3 separate regions of the Mus musculus genome follow, and regions 1 and 3 are each linked to region 2. Evidence: chromatin loops called from intact Hi-C (ENCODE). Cell type or tissue: gastrocnemius. All regions are shown on one strand. Links, peaks and the distances in the headings refer to the core of each region. The heading gives the core; the rest is flanking DNA.

Region 1 (7,542 bases), core at 727-5,726, 50 kb before region 2:
GAGGCAAAACACCTATACACAAAATATAAATCTAACAAAACCGTTGCATGTTTTAGTGACAGCCTCCTCAGTGAAGAATCCCCAGTGTAACTAGACATCAGACCCTGCCCAGTTCCAGATGTGAGACAAGGAGTCCAAAGCTTAGGCCTCCTTCCAAAAGCAGGCATCGAATTTTGCCCATTACAGATCATTTCTGACTCCCCCCAAAGTCCTGATAGGTCACTGGAGGCCCCGCCCCTACCTCACTTTGGGCTGCCAAAGGCAGCCTTGTTTCCTTTACTTTCCCCATCTGAGCCCAGAGCTGGGCACAGCCTCCTAGTAACTGGGTGACACCCTTACACCAGGCCGCAGTAAGTACCCATTCCTGCCAAGTGGTTACTTTTATTTTTGATGTGATACATACATGGCCAGCTTCTTGCTGTACCAGGGAGCCATTTCTCCTGTCTGCCTGGAGAGTTGATCTAATTTTGCTGCTTTTATTATCAATGACTTCAGCAACTTTGTCCTACCTCCCTGACTGTAATTACTTTTGAATCATCAACACACCAGGCAGCCTTAACACTCAGAGAACAGAATGCTAAAAATAAATAAATAGTCAACATAAAAAAATCTGCACTGGTAAACAACTTCACTGAGAAAACACCGAAGCTAGAGGCAACCTGTTTCTTTCCAGAAATCAACTCATTAATAAACTGCTTCACACTCCTCCTCTTCTGCTCTTCCAAAGGTAGACAGGAGTTGGGGATGGGAGATGGTGAGAGGGGAGGGGTGGGAATTCCTAAACGAGTGTTAAGATGCAGGTTCTGTTTGTAAATGATGTCCAACTCAGCTAGTTGGCATGGTTGCTGGGTGCCAAGCTGCTCAGAAGCAAGCACGCCTTCCCAGAGAATGCAATTGAAGAAAAGGGGAGGGGGGAGAGACACCAAGAGGCTGCTGGCTGGAGAATTCAGATTCCTCCAGGGAGAAATGTGAAGGACAAACTACACACAAAAAAGAAAACAAAACTGTAACTCCAAGAAAACTCAACCAGCAACCTGACACGGTCAGGAGCCAGCTGCTCTGCTCTCCGCTGCCTGTCACTCATCCTGCCGGATTAAACTTCAGCTCTGATTTGCTCAGTGCAGCTACAGCACAGTCCCGAGTCTTCTTATCCCGATGTGGCCCGCCACCCTCAAGACACCTAGGAGACCCTGCAGGGCGCACAGGTGGGAAGGAGGCACACGCCATGCCGGCTTCTTGTCACTACCCCCTCCTCTTATGTCCTTTCCCATCCTGAAGCGTGGGTCCTATTCCTGGGATGAGGCTGCAACGGGAACTGAACCCTGGCAGTAACTGATAAACACAGGCAGCCTCCCTTTGCGGCGCTCAGCACTGCTGAGAGGCCAGCAGGAGAGGAGGTGAACTTGCTGCGCCGCCGATCTCACAGCTGGGTCAGTGATGCAGTTAGAACAGGGGACCCTGGCAAAGAGGAGGGGCAGGCAGGGCTTCGGCTCTCCTCAGTGCAGTCTGCTTCAGAAGGCCAAGAAACACGCACCGCTCCCCTTCCCCCAACCTAACAAGGAATTCCAGAGAGCCTGGGACACCAGCCCAGCTGCTCTGCCCCTAGGCTAAGGCAAGTTGGGTAGACTCCTTGGGAAGTGAACCCCAGGAAAAAGTGACCTGCTGCTTAGTATTAGTAGGGGATGACTACACCCAGGCCCCACAGCTGGCCTCCTTCCAGGCTCTAGGTCTCAGTCTACTCAATTGTGGCACGGGCCTTTTATGCCCCTCCGGAATAGAAAGAAAGGGCTGCAGCGCCTGAGATCTGGTTCCAAGAGCGTGCTCGCCTCTCAGCCTCTGAGCCAAGTGGCCACAGTCCTGGGAGTTCTCTAGAAAAAGAAAAAGGAGGGAGGGGGGCAACACTAGTCCTTACTCTGGGCGGAAATTTCTACCAGCTATCTTGAACACAATGCTCAAGGCCAGATGAACATAGGGGAGAGGAGAGTTTCAGGGGACCCCACTGTGATCAAACCGAGCAATCCCATTTTCCCAGCCCCAATCTCCTCCCCGCCCCCGCGGGAGGCTGAGGCCTCCGCTTCGCTCCCCAAGCACACCCCAGATAGGGCCTGCCTGCGGACGTCCCTGTTTGCTTCAATCCGACGACCTCCCCCTGCAATCGGGGTGGGGGGTCGCGAGCCTCTGCCCACAGACAAACTCGCACTTTTTCGCTGCGCGATTCAGAAACACGCTGGGTCTGATGCCATCCGGCGAATTATGTAACCAGGGACACCGCTCCCGGGCTAAACAAACGCGGCTGTGTCTGTGCAGCGGCGGCCCCGGGGGAGCGCACGGGGCAGGGAGGGGCTCCGGCCGGGCCTCGGGTCCGGCTTGTTTGCTCCGCCGAGCCGCGAAGAGAGTCCCGCGCCCGGCAGTGACCGCGGCCCTCCCCCCTCCCCCACCACCGCCCCCGCCTCGGGCCGGTGAACTTCGTCCCGAGTCCCCGCGCCGCCACCGCCGAGCTCCCGGGCATCCCGGTCCTGCGTGAAAACTCCGGTCCCGGTGGCGTTCCAGCTCGGGACCCCTCGTACCCTCCCCAGAGCCCCGGGGCAGGCGCGCAGCGGTGGTGGGTGGGGGAGGAGTGACCACTCCATCTCCGCGGCTCGGGTGGGGGCGGCGCGGGTGGCCTGGCGCGACGCGCGCCCTCCCGAGCCTCTGACTGCCCCCGGGGGGGGAGGGGTGGCCGGACGGGTGACAGCTGCGCGGATGACACCCTCCCGCCCGGCGCTGGCAGCCGGGGCCTCGCTCAGCCCCCACCGGGGTCCGAGAGCCCGACGGGTGCGCGAGGACCGACGGACCCCGGGTCCAGCCGGATCCTCCGCCCCCTCCCCGTTCGGGGGCGACACAAAGTTTTGGGAAGTTGCGCCCCTACCTTGCTTGGTGAGCACCAGGGCGTCTTCCCTCCGCGCCTGGGTGATGATGGAGCCGTGTTCCATCTAACAATCCCGCGGGCCCGGGCTGGCTGGGCGGGAGGACGCGCGGGCGGGCGCGCAGGCGGGCTGGGCTGGGGGGCCTGGGCGGGGGCCCGTCGGGCTCCGGCTCCCGAGACTCCGACTCCCGCAGCTGTTCACATCCCCCTCGCGTTTCCTCCCCGGGCCGGGAAGGGAGGCGGCCTGCACAGAGGGCGGGCGGGCCAGGCGGCGGCTTCCCCGGTGCCCCCAGCCCCGATCCCCCGGTGGCAGCTCCGGGCTCCTCAGTTTGGGTCCAACATGGAGAATCCGGAGCGAAAACAAGAGGAGGAAATGGGACACGGGGCGGTTTCCAGGCTCCCCCCTCCCCTCCGTACTCCAGATAAACAACCCGCGGCTGCAGCGCCCACCCCCGCGCTCCTCCCAGATCTTGGGCCGGCCTCTTCGCCGCCTGCCGGCGCGTTCCGCTCCAGGCCAGCGTCCTAGGCCCCGGGACCCTCCTCCGGCGAGCAGCGGGGGCCGCGGACCCTGCAGAGGTTTGCTATTTTCTTACGGAAAAAGCGAATCCCCGAGGGGGGTGGGGTGGCGGGCGGGCAGGCTGGCGGGGGAGACTTGAAACCGCTCCGGCACTCCGATTGGCCCGCTCGCAGAAAGGGGGCGTGGCCCCTCCTTACTATGCGGTGCAAGGACCCAACAACATTCCAGTCGCCACGGCCACGCCCCCGGGCCACTCCCCGCTTGCTGGGCTGCGGCCTCCTGGTCCTCTCGGCCACACCCCCTTCCCAACTACTTAAAAAGGCCACTCCAACGCTCCGCTTTCCGTGCTCGGTGCTGGGGTGTTTGTGTTTCCGACGCTTTACTCCAAGAAGGCTCAATGGTTCCGCCCTACGAAACCTGGGGAAAAATGGAGAAGCCAGATTGGGTTCGAGGCAGTTACGGTATTTCCTGCTTAGAGCCCAGTGCCTTATATAAGAATACCGCTGATATGTACCTGGGAAGGAGTGTGTAGGGGGCGGAACCGAGACTCCAGAGTGTGAGGAATGGAACTGACCTCTGGAAATGACACCTTATGTATTAAGGCCACCTTAGGTGCCAGCCCCTCCCACTCAGGCATCTACCCTATCCTCCCAGTCCAGCTCCCCCTCCCACCCCCAACTCCCATCTCATGGTTCCATCCTCAGTTTGAGGAGGATAGAGGTGCTTAGTGGACCCAGAAAGCTCTCCCTCATTTTTTAGGCCCAGGCTCAGGTTTGAACTCCCAAACTTAAGGTTTCTCAGGAAGGGTTTCTCCACTTGTCTGCTAGGAGTAGCAGCTCCAAAGAAGCAGTTTTAACTCTGTATCGGGTTGTTGTAAAAATTGTATGCTGTATATGCACCCCATTGCACCTGAAGGAGGTCTCTTCTATCCTTCCACAGTGGGCTCTGGGAATCAAACTCGGCTTTCCTGGGAAGCGCTCTTACTGGCTAAACCATCCCATTGACCCATTTCAAATGCTTTTTGGTGATGGATGAGTTACTATGATTCAAGGCCATAGTTCCTGGGGAATGGGGGGTGGGGGGCACCTGGTGGCTTTCCTACTGCAGTCCTCATAGCTAGACATTTGTGTCTCTTCATCTTGTCCAAGTAGGTCATAACCTACAAGGCACTATCATCATATGTATATATCCTATGTTCCTTACAAGTGCGAATGTTTCTACACACACACACACTGCTCTTTTTTCCCCTTTTTTCCCCCTTTTCTTTCTTCTTTTTTTTTTTTTTTTTTTTTTTTACATAACACCATTTTAATGAAAATGCTGTTTTTCTAAAATGAATGTGACTGTTAGAGAGGATCTGAATGATGCTTATGTAACCTCAAACCCTGAGTCTGGGTAGATTCTAATTCATTAAAGGAAAGGAAGCCGGGGGAGTTCTGACATATTTGCCTCCCACCTTTAAAACAATGGGATCTGTAAGGACTGTCTCAGCCGGTTGCTAAGGGACCTTGTTGGACTTTGACCCTGTGCTCCAGCTAGGCGGTTCCCTGCCAAGGCCTGCTCTCTTGTCCGTTGGATGACACTTCTCTCCTGTTCATTTCCTCTTCCATAGATAGTTTCTCCCCTGTAATATTTATAAAGTACTTCCATATATATTATTACCTGGCCTGTTTAATTTTTCATGTTATGGTTAGCAGAATAGATATGCTCATCTTCGAGAGGAAGAAACATGGTCTGGAAAGGGTTAATCGAGATTCATCTGAGGTCCCAGCTGATGAAGCAGCAGCAGCAGTGGGGAAACTGAGGCAGGCCTGTCATGATTTCGGGTCCTTCTACACACCTTCTCTAGGAACTCTCTGACGATTTAAAAGGCCCCTGGAGGCTAGGAATTGTGCTGTTCATTATTGGATCTCGTGTCTCGTGTATAACTAGACAGAATGAGAGGACCTTGTCTGTTTGTCCAGCACATGGTGACTCCGTGTCTCGGTGTCCTCTGTGCAGGGTACAGTGGCTCGTGCCCGAGACAACAGAGTTAAATGCATGTTGCATCTCACCCTTGGGTGTGCACACAGTCAGATACGTTCCCTTGCCTGTGCTCTCGTCTGCTTCTCTGGCTTTGGTGTCTTAAAGTCGGGCGTTGCCACACAGCTCATGGTACCCTGAACTACATCGATCCTCCTGCCTCAGCCCCCTGAGTCCTGGGATGACAGGTATGTCTTCATCATGGCTTCTACTTCCTTTTTCTTTCTTTCTTTCTTTTTTCTTTTTCGGTTTTTCCGAGACAGGGTTTCTCTGTGTAGCCCTGGCTGTCCTGGAACTCACTTTGTAGACCAGGCTGGCCTCAAACTCAGAAATCTGCCTGCCTCTGCCTCTGCTGGGATTAAAGGCGCTTGCCACCACACCTAGCCTACTTCCTTTTTCAAGGCATTCTCTAAATGATGTCATCACCCATCTCTCCTATGTGCAGAGAGCTCTGGACATCTCTGAACCACGCAGAGCAGGGGGTCCTCAGGCTTGAAGCCAAGGAAAGTTTGTGTGCACACACTCAGAGGAACCCAAAGGGGGAAAAAGACAGGGTGTGAACAAACAAGAATGAGATGGAGTGCGGAGAGAGGAGGAGGGAAGGCCTCTGTGAGGCCAGTCAGGACTCTTCTTCCTGTGGAGTTTAGGCAGCCTCACTCGATCCCCAAGCCCAGACAGAGAAAGTTTGGGAATCCTTCTTCTATATATCTCCACTCTAGAAAGCTCTGTAAGGTTTCAGTAATGGGGCTCTTTTCTAAGGTAGGGTGGTAAAAGAGAGGTGGGAGGCAAGGCCATTCTGACTTTTATTTAACAGACTTATAAATAATCTCCTGCCTGCAAATTCTGGGCCAGATGCCCAGGGTATAGCTTTAACTTGGCCCAAGAATGACAAGTCGGGGCTGGAGAGATGGCTCGGCAGTTAGGAGCACTTGCTCTTGTAGAAGCCCGGGATTTGATTCCCAGCACACATGCATGGATGGTTGGTTCATAACCACCCCTAACTCCAGCTCCAGGGATTTAGGCTAAGCGTGCACGCACGCACACACACACACACACACACACACACACACACACACACGTGTAGTTTTTTTAAGTGACGAGTAGAGCCCATCCCTTTAGCCTGTTGACTCTCCCCAGGTTACTCGCCTGCTCCATTCTCTGTCCCTGACTCTCTAACTGGCAGGTTGAGAGGCATCTTGGAAACAGCAGCACTTCCCCCAATACTGGAGCAAAGGGATGGGGGCACTCACCCAGAGTGGCTGCCTTGTCTTCTGTGGAAATTGAGGTCATATGGAGGTCCCTGGGCCAACCCTGAGCCAAGGGAAACAGAAATGGGCAGAGTTGGAAGAGCTTCCCCTGGACCAATGTGCTTACCATGTCCCATATAGAGCAAGCACAAGGCAGACCAACAGATACCTGTCATGGTCCTCTCTGAAGTCATGGAAATGTTTGTTTGTATACAAGTGCTTTGTCTGCATGTATGCCTGAACACCATAAGAGAGTATTGGATCGTGAGCTGCCGTGTAGTTGCTGGGAATTGAATTCAGGACCTCTGGAAGCCATCTTTGCAGCCCAGAAATGTTATATTTAAAAAAAAGAAAAAAAAAAAGATTTCCGATAGGATCTCATATATTCCAGGTTGTCCTCCAAATCACAAGGGTAGCCCAAGATGATCTTGAATGCCTTGAGTTCGTGTGTGTGTGTGTGTGTGTGTGTGTGTGTGTGTGTATGTGTTCCTTTTGATTGAGTGTGCATCGTACGTGTGCTTGGGGAAGCCGGAAGGTCAATATCAGATGTCTTTCTCAATCACCTTATTGTCTGAGACAGGGTCTTGCATTGGACCTGGCCAGGCTGTGCAGTTGCTGCAAGGGGTCAGCCTGCCTTTCTTCCCCTTCTCCCTCCAGCACAATACTTGATCCAACTTTTACAGGAACTGTGAGATGAGAACCTAGGCCCTCACACTTAGCTGCTGAGCCGTCTCCCCAGCCATGGACGTCCCTGACTCTTCTGCTTCCATCCCTGGAATTCTGGGGTTCCAGATGTGGTACCAACACATCCAGTTTATGTGGGGCTGGGGATTACACAAACCCAGGGCTTT
Region 2 (7,542 bases), core at 1,286-6,285:
GTGGTGCACAGGCTAAAAGAATATCATAAAATTAATAAAAGAAAGGGCCGGGCGGTGGTGGCACACGCCTTTAATCCCAGCACTTGGGAGGCAGAGACAGGCAGATTTCTGAGTTCAAGGCCAGCCTGGTCTACAGAGTGAGTTTCGGGACAGCCAGGGCTATACAGAGAAACCCTGTCTTGAAAAACCAAAAACCAAAACAAACAAACAAACAAAAAAACAAAAAAAAAAAAAAACAAAAAAAAGAAAAAAGAGAGAAAGAAAGGAAGAAGAAAGGAAGGAAGGAAGGAAGAAAACATGGGGACCGCAGGGGAAGTTTGAGAAGAGTTTTGGAGGTGTGGAGTCGATACATGTTCAGGAGAATAATCCCATTAGCAGAGTCACCTGTTCTTAGTAGCCACAGACTACAAGGAAAGTCTGCCACTGTGCAGGTTGTTGGGTGTCTGGGAGAAAGCATCAGCGGGGCAGAGCCCAGGGTGCTGAGACAGGACAGGCAGGGCAAGAGCAAGGTCATAAAGGCCAGAGGGGAGAAAGGCAGGAAATCCAAGCCACAGGCCAGTGGGAGTATAAACCTTCTGAGACCCTTGGGGTGGTTTGTGGGGGCAAATTTTGGAAGGTACTGTGAGGTTGTGGGGGTGCAATCATGGAGTTCCTGCAGGGTGGGGCTCCAATCATGTACTAGAATATATTTTTGGCAGGCATGCAGTTAGCTGGAAGGTTTCTTCTTGGAGGCCTCCTGACAAAATCTGGAATAGGCACAGGCTGGGCAGTTTAGGGGGGCCCTCAGCTGAGCTCCCTGCCTGCAGAATTCCTATAAACACAGGGAAGGGTGCTGTTATAAGACACAGATAAAGCTAGAACCAAAACGGAGCCCGGGGAATGTGGGAATGCTTATTTAAAACCAGCTGATCCCTTCTTAGCTATGGGGCTGCAGAGCAGGCACTCTGGGGGGAGTGGAGGGGGCGGGTGTACAGAGCGGCCTGACTTGGAAAGTGACTGTGCCTTGAAATTTTGGGACTGCTTGGTGATTCCTGGCTAGGTCCTGGGCTGAGCGTGGGCTCGGGGTAGAGCCTTTCCTGGAACTGTTGATTCATAATAAGATCTCTGGATCCGCTCCTGCAGCGGTGAGACTGCTATGGGGCTGGCTGGGGACATTCCTTCTGGTCCTTTCTAGCCTTGGTCCAGGAAACTAAGGGGTTGAGTTTGTCTGGTTGGATTCCTGCCCCCACCCCCCTCCTCACACCCACAAGACTCCCTTTCTCTCAGAATCCTCCACTACTTAGACCCTGGAAATGAGACCTGGTAGGGCCCATATTTGGGGAGATTGTCTAATGTATTGGTTGCCACTGGAAACTTGTAAATGAGGGTTCAGGATGCTGGGTCCTGGGCTGGCTGAAGGATGAGCTGTTCAGAAGGTCCATAACCCACACACACACACACACACACACACACACACACACACACACACACACACACATACACACACACACACACACACACACACACACACACACACATACACACAAATGCTGGGAGGGAGGAGTGTCTCCACAGAGTCAGAGGGGAGCCTGCATGGGGCCCGCCTGCTTTCCCCTCTCCTGGGCCTCTCTGCTCTGGGGGAGTTACATGTTCTCTTCCACTTGGAGGCAACTTGGGAAAGAGCAGGGGCCCTTTTAGGGAGAGAGAGGGAAGCAGGCCTGAGATGCCGTGAAAGCCCAATTCTTAGCTTCAGCTTCAGCCCCAGGCCTGATCCACAATCCATTGTCCACTCTGTTACTCACGCTTTCTCAAAGGCTGTTTAGGGGAAATACAGCCTCAGTCTCAGAGCTTTGCTGCTTGGGAGGCTTTGGGGACCCGTTAGTACAGCACCCCCTTTTTACTGGAAGGCTAATTTAAAGCAGTTAGGTTTGGCGGGGCCTGGACTGCTTTTCTCTGCCAAGGCCCCGCGTCCATGGTGAGCAGATCAGACTCGGCAGCCATTGCGTTCCTCGGTGCATTTGAAAAAAGCCTCAGAGATCCCTTTTAAAGGTAGCAGAGCTCGTGGCTTCCTGGGTGTTCTCAGATCAGGCCCTTAATTTGTTTGTTCCTTTAAAATCTTGGCTCGCTGCAGGCTCACAGTCTTCCTCTGAGCACTGTCAGGCTGTGCCTGTGAAGGGCGGAGGGGAGCTTGAAATAGGAGAGATATTTGAATATGGGAAATATTTGAATAGCCCCAAGAATAAGGCAGAGACTGACTGATACGTATAGGAGGGCTCACGGGAGCAGTGGTCAGAATTGTACTTAATGGTGGATGGTGGAGCACCTGCAGTCAGCAAATCTTACAGCAACAGAAGAGACCGGTGGGTGATCCAGGAGGAATCTGTGCAGGGCTAAGGGGGTTCAGCACCCCAGAGATCAGAGGGCAGTTGAGCTGTATGTAAGCTGGGCAAATCCTTGGCTCAGGAAGCTTTGAGAGGAGCAGTCCTGGATGCTGGAAGGCTACACCAGAGAATAGAGAGAGAGGAAGAAGAAGAGGAGGGAGGGAGGGAGAGACAGAGGGTGGGGTGGGGGTGGGGAGAGAACACAAGGTGGGGGGGGGGAGATCCAAGTGGGCCCCAAACTCTCACTTGCTGGCTTTATCATTTGGGGAGGGAATCAGGAGGCTGCCATCTCTGATCTCACTTTCTGGAGAGATCTTTAGGGTACCTCTTATAACCACTGCCCAAACCCTAGGGAGTTAGAGCCTTCTGATAGGATTGGCTCTTGGCAGAAACCATAAGGCACACAGAGCAGGAATGGGGGCAACACCTGCTGGGGGTGGTGGGGTGGGCTGGGAGGGCCTGGGTGGGCTGGCTGCCCAGGGGAGGACAGAAACGTCTTTCTTTGCCTCTTTCTGTGAGGCAGCATCCAGGCTCAGGGAGGGGCTGCCCTTTCATTGGACCCCCACCGTCCAGCTCTGTGCCAAGCACACACACTGGATGAATGGCGTTAGTATTTGAAGGCAAAGTGTGCACATCTAGAACCTTCTGGAATACTGTTACTTACTGTGGTTTTTCTTTGGGTTTTATAGAACAACCCCAAACATTTGCTCACCAGGATGAGTCTGCTTCCCGTGGCAGTCAGGACACCGGGTGCCTTATGAACTCAGCCTAAAGACCCTGCGTGGGGTACAGCAGAGGTGGGAGCGTGGTACAGAAAATTTGCTCAGTTGGCCTCTGGCTGCAGAGGGCAGGCTCCGGCTGACCTAGGCTGGAGTCTGAGGTCATGATCTGTATGTCACCAAGTTGTTCATTAGCATCGCGTTTATTCTGCAGGAGAAGCCACCGATCCTAAAAGTCGTCTATCCCCTGCCAGGGGGAAGTTAAATAGAATAGAGAGGCTGTGGTGCATGTCTGGCCTTGGTTACTTTTCAAAGACCATGGCATCCTTTCTGGGGTCCTTTGGGAGCCGGTCTTTGTGGTTTATGTACTGAGAGATGCCCGTCTTTCCCTCCCTCTCTCTTCTCCCGAGAAAGCCCTCCACTTCTCTTCGGCTTGGTTTTGGATGTGTGTCCTCTCTCCTACTTGCGATTGTGGCCTTGCCCGCCCCTTTCCACGAAGGAGTGACGCCCTTCCTTGTTCTTGGAGCAGTCAGACTGAACTTGCGCGTGGGTGTGGGCTCCACACAGAGACACTGCCTCTCTTTAAGATTTCTCAGGACATCTTTCTTCTTCAGTTTTGTCTGAAAGGGCCACACCAGGGGATTGTTTTGTTTTCTCCCCGAAAGCTGGTGGCCTGGTGGCCCGTTCCCTACCAATCTCAGCTGTGGGAATGGCTTTCATCATGCCCTTTCCCAACCATTTCCCAAAATGCTCTCTCTTCCCCGCCCCCTGCTGGGTGTTTTGGGACACAGAAACCAGTGTGTGGGGCCCGGGTTTTCCTTTTTCTGGGAGAAGTTGCGAACAGCTTCGGTGTCTCAAGCCACACTTTGGCTTGATGGGGGCAGGCCGAGTTGGCTTGGGGACCGAGGTTGTTCTGTGCGACCTCAGTGTCGGGTCGCAGAAGGAGCGGCAGCGCCAGGGGTCTGCGCTCCCTGAGGCTATCTGGGGACCAAACTCCACGGCGCGAGGGGCTGCCGCCGCCCAGGTCCAGCGTCGGAAACAGGGCAGAGCCACCCAGAGGTCCCGGGGCAGCTTTATGCCCAGCGCCCCGCCCGCACCCCACGCCCCTGCAGCCCAGCTCCGGCCGCGCCCCAGCCCTTTGGGACGGGCTCAAAGGCGACGGGCGGGGGCCGGGGAGGAGGCAGCGTTCCTGCAAATCACATGATTTTCCCGCTTATATAAATCACAGCTTGTTTTTCTCAACCGGCTGCAGACTTAAAGGTGCAGTGTCTTCTTTCTCTCCCAAGGGCAGGGGCTCTCCTGGGTGCCTTTGACCAGGGGCAAGCTGGGCAGGAGTGGCCTCAGCTAGGGACTTGTCACACAGTTCAGGGTTTACCCTTGGTCCGTACTTGGGATAGTTCCTTGGGCTGGGGACCAGAGAGAGGCAAGGAAAACGTATCACCAAGTCAGAAACCCTCGCGGGACTGGGGTCTCCTTTCAGAGGTGGGCCAGCAGCCTCTGTGGACAGCAGTGTCTCAGAGCAACCGGCTGAAGCCCCGGGTGCCTGCTTTGGATCCTGAGGGCCTAGGAGAGAACTGGCCTGTGGGAGAATTCTGTTAGCCAGAGTTCTAAAACAGGTGCTTACTATTCTCATCAGCTCTGGCTGTTTGAGGACACTGTATGTGGGAAGAAAAATCAACCATTGCATACATCTAGCATCTATTGTCTACCTCCTAGGCACTGTGGAGAGGGAGAAACAGCCGTTAGACAGCCTTGTGATGAAGCAGGAGTTGGATCAAGCTGCACAGGCAGTTTTAAAGCCCCGTTCCAGGCTAAACAGAAGAGAGTCACAGGCAGTGCGTAATTACCTGGGGATGAATAGTTTGGATAATGAGTCCTGCAGGCTTTGGGAGGAGGGCTCCTCTGGGGGCCTTGGCTGCAGGTGGACTTGAACTGGAGGCAGGGTGGGGGGTCAGCCTGCTAGGTGTCTCAGTGGGAGGGAGGACGGAGTGTGGTGCTGGTGGGGGAGGGATGAACAGAGTGGGCGATCATTTTGGAAAACTGAGGTGGTGAAAATTGAGGCTGGAACTCTGCAGGGTGGCCAGTCACTTGAAAGCACCGTGAGTGTGGGCGGAGAATGAACTATGATTCCCTGTGAAGGCAGAGGGAGCAACCCTCTCCCTACACCCCCCCACCCAGCCAAATGAGAATGCAGGTCAACAGTATTTTTGAGGACCAGCAATCCGCAGCAGTGAGTAGGACAAAGGGAGGCCTCTGGGGAGGCGGTTTGGAGGGAAGCCAACAACAGGTCTCCCGTGCTGGGAAGTTAGGAGAAAAAGAACCAACCATAGGAGAGAGGTAGGGGGCTGTTTAGAAGGAAGAATTGAGGTGATTGACTGGTTTAGGAAGGGAGAACGCCTCTAAGTGGTGTTGACTGTTGGTGGGAGGTGGGGATGCCAGGCACTCTTTAGATCGTGTTTGTCAGGACTCTGGGCTCAAACAGGCATGCCCAGGGGCTTGGAAGCCAAGGAAGAGAATCTGCATAGAAGATGGGCACATGCTGGGGGGGGGGGGGAGTTTGGGGGCGGGGCAAACAAGAGGAGAGAGATGGAGGTTGGGGATACCCAGGATGGTAAAGCTGTGGGTCCCGAGTCTTTGCAGGTAGGCCAGGAGGCCAGCAGAGCCGCTATCTGCCAGGCTGTTTCTTCTCTTTGAACCAGAGTGATCTCATTTGGAGAACGAGGCTTAGGTGGAATGCCTGATTCGTAGCAGGCTTCCTTCTGTCCAGTACAGCCAGGTTTTGGAAACAAGTGTCCTCTCCTTTCACATTGTCCTTATCATCCAGAGCCTCTCCTTTTTAAAAAATGTTAACATTTGGGGGCTGGAGAGATGGCTTAGCGGTTAAGAGCACTGGCTGCTCTTCAAGAGGTCCTAAGTTTAAATCCCAGCAACCACATGGTGGCTCACAACCATCCTTAGTGAGATCTGATGCCCTCCTCTGGTGTGTCTGAAGACAGCTAACAGTGTATTTAGATATAATAATAAAATAAAAATCTTTTAAAAAATGTCAGCATTTAAAATTTTTTTACACGTGCAGGTGTTTCCCTGCATATATGTCTGTGTATGGTGCACATCCCTGATGCCCAAGGAGGCCAGGGAGCTGTCCAGTTTCTCAGAACTGGAGTTCCCGATGGCTGTGAGCTGCCCTATGGGTGCTGGGAACTGAGTCCTCTGGAAGAGCAGCCAGTGCTCAGATATTCATCCCTCCAGCCCACAGCCTCCTCATTAGCAACAGGACAGCTGCTGGAACTCGGCTACTCTGTTGAACTGCAACTGGGACTTCGGTTTTCTTTTTATTACTCTTGTCTTCGCTCTCCTCACTGCGTCTTCTTCCTTCTGGAAGGGATACAAAGAAGCACTGTTGGTGATGACGACTGAGCTGGAAATGCCTGTTGTAGAGGAAGGAAAGGATACACTTGTTTCCTGAGGGCCTCCTCCTATGGATGATTGTTATCTTGGCTGACTCTACCCACTCTCGGTTCAGGAGTGCAGATATCATCAGGGGTCCTCACAGAGGACAAAAGGGTTGTCAAGAGTTTCGCTACTCTGTTGAAGAACCTTGTGCCTGCCTGCACATTGGGAAGTTTTATGTAGTAGCCAAGTACATTTGGTGTAAGCAGGGCAATTCTGGCTTCGGTGGGGTGATGTGGGGTGGGGTGGGAGGTTCTGGGTCCCAGTTACTTGTCTTTGCTTCTGATCTTGACCTGGGGCCAGGTGGAGAAATGGGGTTTGGCTTCTGGGGTCAGTCAACACCTAGAGAGCCCTTGGCTCTCCCACATCTTCCTTCTTTTCAGCCACCAATTTGCTGACTGTGAATCCTGAGCCCAAGAAGGGCTTTCACAGATCCTCCTGGGCCCATGGTGTGAGCCAAGAGTTGGCTCTAGCTGCAGTGCCAACAGTTCAGTCTCCTAGGTTGCAGTGGGTGGACCCTGAACCAGCTGAGCTGGGCCAGCAGCACCAGACAGGAGGCCAGTAGGATGGACAGCAGGCCCAACAGCCCTGGAGACCTGGAACCACCCAGGCTGGCCCACTCCATGAATGTGGCTTTGGGCCCCAATTATCTGTTTGAATACATTTCTTTACTTAAAAAAATTAAAGTTTTTAGGTGAGAAAAAGCTTATATCAGAGTGGGGGATGCAGCTCGGTGGTAGAGTTCTACCCTGGTGGGCTTGAGGTCCTGGCTTTGATCTTCAACCTCCCACTTCCACCCCATGCACACACACACAGGCAGGAAAAATTCATACCTTTAACAATTCTGTCATATAAAGTAAACAGATAAGTGACAATACACATGTGAAAGAAATAGCTAGCAAGGGAATTAGGAGAAAGCTTCTGTATGTTAATTTTTTTGTTTTTGTTTTTTCTGAATGCAGGGCTTTATTCATGTGGAGCATGAACTAGCAGCTCTAGGTTCATTTATATCT
Region 3 (7,542 bases), core at 1,653-6,652, 57 kb before region 2:
CCCCATGTTCTTCCAAGGGAAACCCATACAGTGGTGTGGGCCACCCACTGGAGATGATGGCAGAGCCAAACCCACTGACTGACTGGGCTGCCTGAGACCCTGAGGGAGAGGAGAGAAACCCAAACAGTTCCCCAGATCAAGGATGCAGAAAAGGCCCCTACGCCGGGCGTGGTAGCGCACGCCTTTAATCCCAGCACTCGGGAGGCAGAGGCAGGCCTGATTTCTGAGTTCGAGGCCAGCCTGGTCTACAGAGTGAGTTCCAGGCCAGCCAGAGCTACACAGAGAAACCCTGTCTCAAAAAAAAAAAAAAAAAAAAAAAAAAAAAAAGAAAAAGAAAAGAAAAGGCCCCTACACAGCAGCAGCAGATACAGCAGTCAGTGAAGTCCCTCTCATCTGGACAACCAAGGCCTTCCTAATGTGTGTTTTTGGTTTTTTTGAGACAGGGTTTCTCTGTGTAGCCCTGGCTGTCCTGGAACTCACTCTGTAGACCATGCTGTCCTTGAACTCAGAAATCCACCTGCCTCTGCCTCCTAAGTGCAGGGATTAAAGGTGTGTGCCACTACTGCCCAGCTAGTGTGTGATTTCTTTCCCTTCTTGGGTTAGGCATGGGGTTACCCATCATTTTGGTATGGCCACTGGGGACCTCTCTGAAAAGTAACTGAGCCTTTCCATTAAACTGTCTGAAAATGTGGGCATCATTTTTTTCAAAATGCGAAGTCAAAGGACACATTTTTATGTGACTGTCTCTCCTCCTGCATGTGGATTCCAAGGTTAAAGCTGGGTTGTCAGGACTGCAGAACAGCATTTTTACCCCTGAACCACCTTGCTGGCCCCTGTGGCGCCGCTTCCAGTCTTGGCCACATGTAAAGAACCAAGATTTCTTTGGGCATTTTGTGCTGAAGAAATCTGCCACAGCCTTCTCAAGACCAAATTCAACGCTCAGTGGTGGTGGATCCTTAGAAAGGACCCTCCAAGCCAGGCGTGGTGGCGCACGCCTTTAATCCCAGCACTCAGGAGGCAGAGGCAGGCGGGTTTCTGAGTTCGAGGCCAGCCTGGTCTACAAAGTGAGTTCCAGGACAGCCAGGGCTACACAGAGAGACCCTGTCTCGACCCCCCCCCCCCAAAAGGAAAGGACCCTCCAGACTCCTAATCATCTCTTCAGAAACCAGAAGGAAGGGGCTGTTCCCGCCCCACCCACTGGCCCCCACTAACTTCTCCCCTCAGGGGCTCGGGGCAGATGCAGAGACAAAGCTCCAAGGCCAAAGCTTCTCCTTTGGTTTTTGTTTTCTTCTTGCACAAACCACAATTGGAGGCACAGTCTTTCTTAGAAGACCACACAACCCAGGCCGTTCCTCAAGAGAGGCCAGGCCCGGTGTGGTCAACGTCACAGTGACAGCTCTGTGAGGATAAGGAATCCTGGAGCAGCTGGCTGGGGCCAAGGAGAGGCCTTGCCTGTGTCCACTGCAGGAGGCCCAACAGGCACAAGTTCCCAGACCAATGCAAAAATCCTGAACTGTAGGGGTGAGGGGCTTCTCCAAGGCACAGTGTGTCCATCAACCTCTGTATCTCAGGAGATCAAAACTGCCCTGACCTTGAGTGCAGCTCTGAAGGAAACACCCCACACCCAGGACCTCAAGTCATCCCCCCACCTCAGGCCCCACCTCACAGCAACCTTGATGCAGGCTGCTTTCTCTACTTTTTCAAACACTACTCCTGAGGGGCACCAGGGCTGGATTCAGCTTCTCCCACCATGGCTGTTTCCCTGCAGGGCCAACAACAGCCTCACCAATTCCATTCCACAGCCTTTGGCCTATGTATGACAGGTGCTAACAACTTTACCAACGAGTGCTGCAGGGCCTCTCGGCTTGCCACTCCTGCAGAGCTAGGTCCTGGGGAGCCTCCAGTCTCATGCCACAGTCCCCAAATGAGGGCAGGAGGGAGGGAGGCCCTGCAGGAGCTGAGTGGTGCTAGACACTTGCTTTCAGGGCCTCACCAACCCTCAAGGGGAACTCATTTGTAGGTCCTGCCTCCCATTTTGCTGGGGGGCGGGGGGAGAAACAGGCAGACAGGCTAATCAGCCCACTGGGGCCATGCAGTGTATGAAAGCAGAGTGAGAATTTGAATCCAGAGCCAAGGCTTGTGGGCATTCACCAACAGTGTCTAGACAGCTCCACACACTGGTCTGTCTGTCTCTGCCTCTTTTGATTTATTTATGTGAGCACACACACTCTCTCTTCAGACAGAAGGCTGTGAGCCACCATGTGGTTGCTGGGAATTGAACTCAGGAACTCTGGAAGAGCAGTCAGAGCTCTTAGCCTCTTCTAGGAAACAGTTGCTCTACTTCCCTCCAGGATGAGCCTCACCCCCATCCCCCCTCCGGATTCTTAGGCAGACCAGAGAGGTGCAGAAGGCAGCAAGGACACTCCCTCCCAAAACCTTGTGTCAAAAGCCTTGGGATGGATGGATGGCTCTGCACTGCATCCCTGCCCCCACCCCACTCCCCTCCAGCAATTCCTTCCTGGGTAGCTAAGCCTTCCTTTCCTGTCTGCGAAGCACCTGCTCCTGTCCCAAGCCTCTTCACGTGCAACAGGCCAGTTCTAAGTAGAAGAAGGGGCTGGGGACTGAAGACTGGAAGCCAGGACCCTCCCAACACCCCTCCAACTCAAGGCTGGGGCTGCTAGGGTTCCTCACAAGGTAGATTATGGACACAGGTCTCCCTCCACTTGGTACTGTCTGGGCTGGAGGCCAGGCTCTGCTGGATTCAACCATGAAGCCTTAGTTTCCTCATCTGAAACTTGGGTTAATAGCAGGACCTCACTCAGGATAAACAAAACATGTGAGTGAGATCCAGGGTAGCCTCTAAGACTAAAAGCTACACTAACTGGCAACAACTTGGGCCTCATTCCAGGAGAGCAACAGAGAACTAGGGGCCCTCACTTCCTCATGTGTGGTTGAAATTCGGGGTCAGATGAGGGATGTGTGCCTGGGAGAACCCTCCCCCAACTCCCCATCCACCATACCTTGCCTTCCCACTCTCAGCCTCGATGGACAGTGCTGGGATACGACAAGACGAGCATCACCTGATGCTAACACCGCCCTCTCCCCTAGGCACCCCCACAGCAGTAATTCCCTATAGAAACCTGTGCCTGTAAAAAGATGAAGCCTGGCCTTACCAGGATGGCATTATTTTTAACCTTCTGAAGGTCAGGTTTAGTTGTCACAGTTGCCAACAACACAGTTATGTATCCTGGTAAAGGAATTCCTCACAGGAAATCCGCACAGCGCCGGAAAGGCAGAAGGCAACTCCTTGAGCTATGGGATTTTCAGAAGACCATTCACATACAAGGATACTTTTCTGGTTCACTCCCTTCAACATCCGAGCTTCCCCTCAGCTCCCATCCTACCACAGCACAGGGCAGGGCTGCTCTCACTATAAAATGGCCTCTCTGAGCGGCCTCCCTCCCCTGTGCTATTGGAGGAAGGAGAGTATTTGGAGCATTTCCGGCCCTTCTTGGCCAGTTGCCTGGGCCCTGCAGCCAAGGCACATCTGACTGGGGCTCCCTGTGGAGAGGAGTCCTCCCTGTGGAGAGGAGTCCTCCCAGGTTGTCAGCAGCAGCATCTGTGCCTTGGCTACAGACAGGCACTCAAGTGCCAGGCTGATGGAAGGGCTCCTTGGACCAGTAGGTAAGTGGGCAAAGAGACAAGAGGGCAGGAGATGCCTAGACAAGGCAGGCCCCAGGCAGAGCAGCAGTGGATGGTGGCCTCTCACGCACAGAGGCCAGCTACTAATGCGCTCTCTTCTGCCAACAAGGCAGGCAGGGCAGAAGTATGTGTGAATCCAACGGCTTTTCATGGGCTGGGTTGTTTTAGGCAGGCTGCGTCACAGGATTTGGCTTACATCAGCACGGCTTGGGCCTCTGGTAGTCCTGCATCGACAGCTCCTCTCATCTTTGTGTGTATTTGAGGCAGCCATCTCCATGTAACTCACACCAGCTTCACACTCCTGCCTCAGCCTCATGAGGCGTATATAGGGACGGTGGGTTTATGCCACCATGCCTCATAGTCCTGCCCCTGGCCCAGCCCTCTCAGGGTCTCAGGCCTGAATTTTAAGAAGTTTCCCTTAATTATTTGAAAATAATAGCAATAAATATTTAAAGGTGCGATGCAATGGGGGTCTCCAGGAGCAGCAGGTTCTGGAGTGGCAGGGACTAACCTGAGAAATGTTAGGGGCACAGGGCTGGATAGTGCAGGGGAGACACTGTCGGGGACTGGATACCAGTCATGTTAGTGCTCCTTCCTCCCGAGGAGGAGCTGAGCGGGCTCATGGGAGGGGCACTAAGGGAACCCTGGCAAGTCGGTCTGGGACATCATCTTGATGGACATTCAGGGCTGGTCTGGGATCTCTGTCCCAACCTTTCGAATGCTTGGGCTTCACAGAGAACCAAGAAGAATCCAGGGCAAGGAGGCACAGGAGGCACAGGAGGCCAGAGCTGGGGAGTGTTACCCAGATGCCACTGGCTCCAAGGGCGAGTCGCAGGGCTGTGGGTCAGATCTCCATCAGCAAGTAAACAAGTAAATAATCTGCCCGCGTGATGGCGCTCGCCTTTAATCCCAGCACTCGGGAGGCAGAGGCAGGCGGATTTCTGAGTTCCAGGCCAGCCTGGTCTACAAAGTGAGTTCCAGGCCAGCCAAGGCTATACAGAAAAACCCTGTCTCAGGCCTCCCCCCCCCCCCAAAAAAAAAAAAGAATCTGGCTTTGGCACAAATACTAAATACAAATACTAAATGTGGCAAGAACCTCAGTCTTTCCATCTGTAAAATGGTAAAAGAATGACTATCTCAGAGAGTGAGGCTTTAGAGTGTCCTGGCCTGATGAGGCTCCCTGTCGGCTGCTAGGCACTAGGCTCAGGACACTTTGACACTCTAAAGTCAGCTTCAATCTCAGAATGCCCACTGTGACACCAGCTGAGACTTCTTATTTCAGGAGGCCATATACCCCAGCCAACCGTGGGCCAGGGCCTTTTCTGGGACCACACAAAACTCATTATGTCCCTCTGTCTCTGAGGCTGGCCAACCTGCTCCCTCCTCAGGATCTGGCCTCTTCAATCATGTGCTGCCCACTTCCAAGCCCTCTGCTCCTCCCCAACCTCCACCAACCAACGAGAGCAGCCTCTGAGCTACCTGGATCTTGCACAGACCTAGGGCAGCGGGTGAAGCAGCAGGTAGGGTGGGCAAGGGTGGGCTCCACAGCTCACGCAAGCTTCTGCTCTCAGCACCTTGCCCACGTGAGCGCTCTGTGAATCCTGGCTGGGACTCGGTGAACAAGAACAATTACTCTATCCACTCACTCAGAAAACTCAAGGCTCCCCTGGATCTTGAGCCACAGGCTGCCTAATGAAAGTGACTCTGGACCCTGAGGGAATGCTCTGCTCAGGGCTGAACAGGCAGTTGGCTTCTCTGCGGTGCTTCCTGGCTCCTCTCCCAGGACACCTGTCAGAATCTGGGGAGCACTTGGAACACACGTGCCTGGCCCACCTGCCAGGTTCTGAGTCAGTGGGTCCCAGGTGTGCGGGTGGGGGAGGGGGCTTTATTTTTAGTAAGTGTCACAAGGGATTCTGATGTGTGTCCTTGGCTGAGAGCCAGAGAATTTTAACCAACCCCTTTCAGAATTAGAATGTGATTCCTCTGGGCCCCAGAAACCTCCCTCTCCAGCAGATCTGATGATGGCCTGGTACTGTTGGCCTGAGTCTGGTTTGCCTCACTTGTCCCAAAACAAAGACAAAACAAGACCCTAGTCAAGAGACCTGGGCTGGCTGTCCTTCCTTTCAGTGTCATGAAGGAGAGGCCTCCTCCTCCTGCTGTGTAGAGATGGAATGCTTTGTCCCTTCCCATAATCTGTGTCACACAGCCTTTTTCTCACTGGAGTGGGAGCCATGCTTGCTCCCTGGGAACAGTGCATGTGACTTAGAGCAAATTCATCAGGATGGGAGTCGGTCAGGGTTCCAAGAGGCTGACAAGGAGGCCCTCCCTCGATCCAGCATTGAGCAGCAGGCAGGAGCAGCTCAAGGTCTGTCTGTCTGTCTGTCTCAAAGTACACCACCACAAGGGGGAGGGGGGAAGTGTGTGTGTGTGTGTCTGTGTACACACACACACACACACACACACACACACACACACAGAACTTGACTATGAGAGACACAGACAAGACAGAATGAGAATGTGTGTGTTTTTACGTTGAGGTTCACTCAGATCAGGCGCAAGGCTAGCAGTAGAAAAGCTAACCAATAAGAAGAGAGCACACACTCCTGCCCAGAGCCAGGCTGTGGGGTCCACAGGAACCAGGCTCCCGTGAGTGAAGGGCTGGGTGCTGCACTCACAGGGAACTTGTTCTTATCTCTGATCCTGAGTGCTCCATTTCAAACAAGTCCACTTTCCTCCTTCTAATTCCTACCAGTTTCCTCATAAGATCTGCATGGAACATGTTTATTTGTAGATCTGCACAGATCATGTTCATTTGTAGATCTGCACAGATCATGTTCATTTGTAGATCTGCACGGAACATGTTCATCTACAGCCCAGCTGGCTACACGTAGGCTTTCAGTGCGTGAGAGATGTAAAGAGCCAAATCCTCACCAAGCTGCTTCTCAGTCACTTCAAGCTTGCGACAGGATGAAAAGCAGTCAAGGTTCTCACCGTGCTCGCCACTCAGACCAGAGCCACCTCTCCACAAGCTCCCGTTCTCCTCGTGCTCGCCACTCAGACCAGAGCCACCTCTCCACAAGCTCCCGTTCTCCTCGTCACCAAAAGCACCTAGAACATAATCCACCGAGAGCACAGACTCCAACCAAGCCAAACAGTGGCAGTCACTGTCACATATACAACGGCCAGTTCCCTCTCCAAGACACCAACTGCTTCCAAGGTTTAAGCTGCACTTCAGAGACTTCCATGAGGCCCAGGGCTGTAAGATGCCCCATCCCTGTCACACACACAGGCACAAGCAGCCGCAACTGTCTGTAGGAAGGCTGTGGAAGGTGCAGAGGATCATCTTTCACACCAATGTGGTGACTGGGGGCGCCTGCTCTTAGTAGTAAACCCATCCGACAGACAGCGTATCCAAGGGACAGGAAGGAGGAGGACAGAACACCAGCCAAGCTGCATTTAGGAATGAATCTGAAGCAATCAATGTGGAGCAACCAACACTGGATCAACAATAACAAACATTTAACAACTGGTGACCCCACTTCTTCACCAACCCCAGGATAAAATATCCCAAGATGGAAATAAAAGACAACACTCAACACTTCTCAAAGCTGAGGGGGACGCTGTGCCCAACTATGTATGTCAGTGAGTGTATGTGTGCACACTCACACAGCCACTTATGCGCACACGTTCTCTCCATCTCATACTTCTCACAGCCTGTTGTTAGAAGTGTCCCTCTAGTGTTCCTTTCTTAGTACATCTCACTAAAAGACTGACCGGAGAGGCCTCCAGAGCCAGCTGTCACCCTGTTTAACTTCCTACCTTCTCTGGCTTGGAGGAAGG

The links. Peaks named below come from ENCODE experiments on the same cell type or tissue, not always from the same donor. Only the 100,000 strongest peaks of a DNase experiment are listed, where the experiment ranks them.
Region 1: a loop joins it to region 2, with 5 times the contacts of the local background. A loop is called at or near these places in 18 of 42 quality-filtered maps.
Region 3: a loop joins it to region 2, with 4 times the contacts of the local background. A loop is called at or near these places in 40 of 42 quality-filtered maps.

Annotation. Positions count from the first base shown.
Region 1 is chr10:126,974,668-126,982,209 of GRCm38, reverse strand. Ctdsp2 (CTD (carboxy-terminal domain, RNA polymerase II, polypeptide A) small phosphatase 2) reads right to left here and starts at 3,493. Exons shown (of 8, transcript NM_001113470.1): 1 at 2,909-3,493. The coding sequence starts at 2,972. Gm40798 (a long non-coding RNA gene) reads left to right here and starts at 4,690. Exons shown (of 2, transcript XR_872169.3): 1 at 4,690-5,632; 2 at 7,375-7,542. In gastrocnemius, for the core only: a CTCF peak has its summit at 3,415; DNase peaks (open chromatin) are centred at 2,246, 2,712, 3,346, 3,631 and 2 more places; H3K4me3 peaks cover 3,756 bases; H3K27ac peaks cover 4,886 bases.
Region 2 is chr10:126,925,060-126,932,601 of GRCm38, reverse strand. No RefSeq gene overlaps it. Among named protein-coding and RNA genes, the nearest start is that of Gm30456, 6.4 kb to the left of the region's middle. In gastrocnemius, for the core only: a CTCF peak has its summit at 3,855 (motif pointing left); DNase peaks (open chromatin) are centred at 4,179, 4,513, 5,040, 5,296 and 1 more place; H3K4me3 peaks cover 2,757 bases; H3K27ac peaks cover 4,905 bases.
Region 3 is chr10:126,982,803-126,990,344 of GRCm38, reverse strand. All of the region lies in intron 1 of Ctdsp2 (CTD (carboxy-terminal domain, RNA polymerase II, polypeptide A) small phosphatase 2), which reads right to left. Among named protein-coding and RNA genes, the nearest start is that of Ctdsp2, 7.9 kb to the right of the region's middle. In gastrocnemius, for the core only: no CTCF peak of the experiment used is centred there; DNase peaks (open chromatin) are centred at 3,557 and 5,502; H3K4me3 peaks cover 5,000 bases; H3K27ac peaks cover 5,000 bases.